Regions from separate parts of the Homo sapiens genome. Here region 1 is linked to region 2. Evidence: read pairs that join two places in POLR2A ChIA-PET (ENCODE). Cell type or tissue: endothelial cell of umbilical vein. All regions are shown on one strand. Each heading gives the region's core, and the rest is flanking DNA. Links, peaks and the distances in the headings are about the cores only.

Region 1 (3,021 bases), core at 258-2,757, 110 kb after region 2:
GTATGATTTGGCCTGGTTTTTTGGCTCTGTCCAGGCAGAGGAGGCAAGGATAGAAACAGAGAGGATGCCACACCCCACACCAAGACTGTCAGCTGGCTCTTCCTGGGGGCTGTGGTGAGATGGTTTGGGTCCTACTCATGCGCTGCTGCTCTGAGTGTTTTTGTCTTGCAGATTGTTACCATGGCCTGTGCAATTATCTGGCCCGGGAGACTGAATCTGTACTTCTGATGATTGGGTGAGTTTCTGGAGACAGCTGGTAGGTTCCACAGGGGTGAGAGGAGATAGGGTAAGTTCATGGGTGATTTGTAGATCAGAGAGGCCCTAACTCCCAAGAGGCAACTCTTGGACATGCATCCACAGAGACAGGCGCAGCAGTGCTCGAAAGAGCAAAAACCTGAAAGCAACCCACATGTCCATGAACGGGGGCGTGCATGAATAAACCTCAGCACAGCAACTGTTAGATTACATAGCCAAGAAGATATTATGGATTTTTCCACAGCCATTTAAATAAATGAACTAGAAAGGTGTACCATGTTGCAAATGAATCTTAGTAGTATAAAACTAAGTGAAAAATGTTCAAAAAATTACATAAAGCCTGATACTCATTTTGCAAAGGTAAAAACGTTAAAACCAAAAGAATACTTTCGAGGAAAACACATAGACGTAACAAGACAATGTAACATAGAAAGAAAAAAATGATAGATACAGGATTCAGGGTAACCATTCATTAAGTTGGAGGAGAAGCAAAATGGCATGATGGTGGGGTTGGTGAAGGTGATGCGCAAGATTCTGGCTGTTGTTTGGGGTGATGGTTCTGCAGGTGCTTATTGCATTGTTAAAAACTAACTAAGCTTCTGGTCCTACAGGAACTAGTGTTGAGAGTGTCTTAAGATACAACCCTGGTCCTATAAAAACAAAAGGGAGATGGAGGCATCTTTAGAGTGGATGGAGGGGGCAGTAGGGGCTACTCACTAGGATTCTGGTTCTTGGCTCAAGAGATCTCACATCACTGGGAAAGAGTTTAGAGAAGGCCAGCGAGAGAAATTAAAATCTGCCTTTTTAGATTCTACCTCTACAATGGACCTCCTCAAACCTTAGCTGCCCCTAGGCTTTGGTAGACAGAATAGCTGTGTGACTTAAACAAAGTCACTTAACATCTCTGGTCCTCTCTGATGAGATTGAGGAAGCCAGCACTTTCTAGTATTCATCAACATACCTCCCAGGTGGCTTACCATTGTGTCTGAAATTCCACCATTACAGTCTATGTCACCAAAGCCCTTTGTGATAATAAAAACATCCCTTGAACAGGTAGCACATAAAGGTATCAATAAGCACCTGCATTAATACCTTGTAGGAAATTGCTTAGGATGCCATTATCCCAGATACTTAGACCTGGTGCACGGGCCAGGGCAGTTTTGATAGAGTGGCTCATGGAGCTGCATGCACAGATAAGGGCTTCCAGGAGGCTGCAGGGAGACAGTAGCTGAGAGGAGACTCCCTGAGAGACACTGAAGGAAGGGAGATGTCTAAGGCCTGGATGGGACTCCCTACCCGAACTCTTGGAGAAGATGGGTCTTTTGACCTTTGGTTCTGCGAAGCCTTCACCTCTGGGTGAGTTTCTTAGTTTGGGCTGCTGTAACAAATTACCATAGATGGGGCAGCTTAAACAACACTTTGATTTCTCAGAGTTTTGGAGGCTAGAAGTCCAGGATCAGGGTGTCAGCATGGTCAGGCTCTGGTGAAGACCCTTTTCCAGGCTGTAGACTGCCAGCTTCTCCTTGTATCCTAGAATGGCAGAAAGAGAAGCCAGAGAGCTCTCTAATGCCTCCTTCATAAGGGCACTAATCCCATTCATGAGGGCTCCACCCTCATGACCTGATCACTTTCCTAAGGCCCCACTTCCTAATACCCTTGCATTGCAGTGTAGGATTTCAACATGGGAATTTTAGGGGGACACACACATTCAGTCTATCACAGTGAGCAAGAGAGAAGTGTAGGGAGGCACAGGAGAATTTCTGCCTCTTTCTGGCAGGTCACAGATTTTGCCAATAGAAAGTACCTAATATTTGTTATCCCCTTCATCATGTTGGAGTCATATATTCAACATTTGGTGAGGAGTATTCATTTCTAGAAATGGGAAAATGAAAGCTGAGGTTTGTACTCTCTGCTACCAGGTGAAGGGGCCACCTCCCTGCAAGGACCCTCTAAGAAGCATGTGTTTCGCCTGAGCTTAAATAGGAACCTGCTTCGATAACATTGATAGATTTATCAATATATTGACCATCTAGGAAATGGCCAATAAGATTATTGGGTGATAATTGTTTCCTAGATGGGCACTAAATTATGCTGCAATCAATCAAACTCTATTTTGAAAGATGAGGTGTTAACTTTTAAAGGAAACAAAATTCAAGGTATAATAGAAGGAAGTGTTTTCAAAATGGTTCTTTTGAACCCTAGAGTTCCCTGTGATGCCTTAGAGGCAGCTATGGAGGTCAAAGAAGAAGAAGAAAGAGTGAGGGCTTATGTTCCTTACCCTTGGGCAAAACCAGAACAACTGCATTTGTTTATTTTATACAATGGGGCTCTCATATAATTTTTTTCTTCGAAATGAAAAAAATAATTTTGTCGTTCTAAGTTGAAAGCCACTAGTCTAAGGTGTTATTTTTCCTTATGAGCTTCTTCCAAATTTAATGTGATAATTAGAATATACCTTTTTGATGTTTTCTTTTCTTTTTCTTTTTTCTTTTGTTTTCTTTCTTTTTTTTTTGAGATGGAGTCTCACTCTCTCCCAGGCTGGAGTGCAGTGGCACAATCTCGGCTCACTGCAACCTCCACTTCCTGGGTTCAAGTGACTCTCCTGTCTCAGCCTCCCAAGTGCCTGGGATTACAGGCTCCCACCACCACACCCCGCTAATTTTTGTATTTTTAGTAGAGATGGGGTTTCACCATGTTGGCCAGGCTGGTCTTGAACTCCTGAGGTTGAGTGATCCTCAGCCTCCCAAAGTGCTGGGATTACAGGCG
Region 2 (2,729 bases), core at 230-2,729:
GTGGCTCAGGTTGGAAACAAGCAAAGAGAAGAAGGGTTGGGCGAGAGGGTCACGCCTGGGAGAAGCCCCAGAGCACCAGGGCCAACTTCAGATGGAATGACCCTGGCCCCCGACAAGGGTCCCCTGTCCCTGTCAAGGGCAGATGCTGGGGTTCGCCAGGGTTGTGTGACCGGCCAAGGTGAGGGCATTGGAGAGGGAGGGAGGGAGGGAGGGAGGGAGGGAGGAAGCTTGGCCACCCTGCCCAAGTGTGGACCTCAGGCTGGGCCAAGCCCTGAGCTTCCAGGTGAAGTCACGAGAGCTCCTTGCTGGGCCCTTGGCTGGGGAGTCTGTCCCGAGCCCTCCATCCTCAGCCTCACCTGGGCTGGCAGTGGGGGAAGAGGCAGGTGACAACCCCCCCGAGAGGTGACAGCCCTGGGGCGGGAGCCGCCGCCACCTGAGAGTGGGTGAGGAGCAGGTTAGCTGGGTGAAAAGTTCACAGTGAGGGGAGCTGTCTGTTCCCTCGCTTAATTTATCCACTATTTGGCTAACCTTGCTCTGAACCCAGGCCCTGAGACCCCTCTCCCTTCTCCCCCGCCTCCCCACTGGGCTTCCGAGCCCCGCCACCAGACCTCCCGCCCAAGCCCTGAGGCAGGGACGTGCTGGCCTTGAAGAGGCCTGGGGCCCGGGCGCCGGGAGAGGATGGCTACATGGCTGTGGACAGTTATTTATGACCGCAGTCTTCCCATCTTCAGTAACCAAAATAAAGTCCGGTTGCCGGCGAGGTGCAGGCCCCCGAACGCCAGACATCCGCCAGCCAGCCTCGGAAGGCGCCCCGCCCGCCCGCCTTCGCCAAACACACAACTGCTCGGGAGACAGTGACCTTTCCTGTGGGGGCCATCTGTCATCCTGGCTTTGGGCGGGAGCCAGACACATGGACCAGCCGGCCTCGGAAGGGAGGCTGGCCTCCTTCCCTGGCCCTGGGGTGGCCTCCGGGCCTTCGGTCTGCCTCTGATGGCTCAGGGTCTGATCTCTGAAGACCCTTCCTCACCTCGGTCTCCCTTTCCCTTTGACAGATGCGGCAAGGCTGTGGAGAGAGGGAGTTCAGAGGGATTCGGGTTGGGGGTGGAGGGCAGAGGACAGTCGCCATAGTGACAGTGCCACTGACCACGCGGGATCCCAGGTTGTGCAAAAGGCCTGGCACATGTGACTTCCATCATCCATGAAGCAGCTCGGTCTTCCAGCCTGGGAGACGCGGCTGGGGGTGGCGGGGAGTCACTTCCTTACTTCTCCAAGCTGGTGGTGACCGAACAACCCAGGTCACTCTGACCCCAAAGCCAGCTGCGCTCTCAGCCCCTGGACTCTCTTTCCCATTCTCACTTTTCATTCTTTCATTGAAATCCCTTTTTGGCAACTATAAAAGCCATTTGTGTTGGCAGCAGCCAGTGGAAACACAAAGATAGACAAAGAGTGAATCATCCCAGCCGCAGCCCCGCCCCCCATATCTCAGGTGACCTTTTCTCCACGGTCTCCGCACTCACAAATGCACACAAGCGTGTGGACACCTGGGCGTGTGTGTCAGCAGGGAATCGCTTGTTTTGACAATAATAGGATCCCCACCACACATTCCTCCGCAGCTGTTTACTAACCGTGCCGCGCGGGGCAGCCCCGGCTCCAACATATCTGAGTCATTCTTGTTCATAGCTGCACGAGATTCCTAATCTGGGATGAATCGCGGTTAATATCACTTGCTTACTTTTTTTTTGTTTTTTTGAGACAGGGTCTTGCCTTGTCATCCAGGCTGGAGTGCAGTGGTGCGATCATAGCTCACTGCAGCCTTGACCTCCCGGGCTCAAACGATCTTCCCACCTCAGCCTCCTGAGTAGCAGGGACTACAGATGCTCATCCCTACGCCCTGCTAATTTTTAATTTTTTTTTTTTTTTTGTAGAGACGTCCCACTATGTTGCCCAGGCTGGTCTTAAACTCCTTTTTCTAGAACCAGCCGCAGCCCCTCAGCTGCCATTTTTCTCCCTGTGGCTGGGGAGGGGTGGAGCAGGGCTAATTCCACTCCTGCAAGGAAGGGCAGAGCCAGAGACAGATGGGGTTGACCCTGGGGGTTCCCCGTCCCTGACCCAGGGCCGCCTGTGATGGACTGCCGGACAGAACTGGTCAGCTGCCGACACCACACTGCCAGGTGCCCACCAGGACGCCCACCGACTGCCAGTCAGGAGGGGCCAGCAGTCAGGAGGGGTCTTAAGCAATCCTCCCACCTTGGCCTCCCAAAGTGTTGGGATTACAGGCGTGAGCCACGGCTCCTGGCCACCTGCTTGCTTTTGTAATGGGGTAGGCCCCACACACAGAGCAGAGTTCTGAAGTGTACAGCTCAGTCAGTGTCACGTGTGTGTGGCCACCCCTCAGATCATGACACCCAACATTTCCTGCCCCCAGAGGTTTTCCCCCCAACCATAGCAGCCCTAAAGGTGGCCACTCGGGTTACCTCGATCTCACAGATGAGTTGCACTTGTCTTTGAACCTCATCATACAGAAGACAGTCTTTTGTATCTGGCTTCCTTTGCTCAATGTTTTGTTTGTGTCACCCGTGTTACTGCATGTGGCCGGGAGGTGTTCATTTTCATTGCTGTGTAGTGTTCCATTGTATGAGTACCTACCATAAGTCATCCATACTCCTAACTGATGCAAATTTGCATCATTTTCTTGTTTCTTTTTCAACACAAATGATGCTGCCATGAGC

The links. ChIA-PET counts read pairs that join two places held together with the same protein. Peaks named below come from ENCODE experiments on the same cell type or tissue, not always from the same donor. Only the 100,000 strongest peaks of a DNase experiment are listed, where the experiment ranks them.
Region 1: POLR2A ChIA-PET joins it to region 2 with 13 read pairs; 3 of 35 experiments call an interaction of 5 or more read pairs at or near these places.

What each region holds. Positions count from the first base shown.
Region 1 is chr1:12,661,620-12,664,640 of GRCh38, forward strand. It overlaps AADACL4 (arylacetamide deacetylase like 4), which reads left to right. Exons shown (of 4, transcript NM_001013630.2): 3 at 172-235. Among named protein-coding and RNA genes, the nearest start is that of AADACL4, 19 kb to the left of the region's middle. In endothelial cell of umbilical vein, for the core only: no CTCF peak of the experiment used is centred there; no DNase peak of the experiment used is centred there.
Region 2 is chr1:12,548,466-12,551,194 of GRCh38, forward strand. No RefSeq gene overlaps it. Among named protein-coding and RNA genes, the nearest start is that of LINC02766, 24 kb to the left of the region's middle. RefSeq lists enhancers at 1-64, 1,334-1,628. In endothelial cell of umbilical vein, for the core only: no CTCF peak of the experiment used is centred there; a DNase peak (open chromatin) is centred at 1,496; H3K27ac peaks cover 1,429 bases.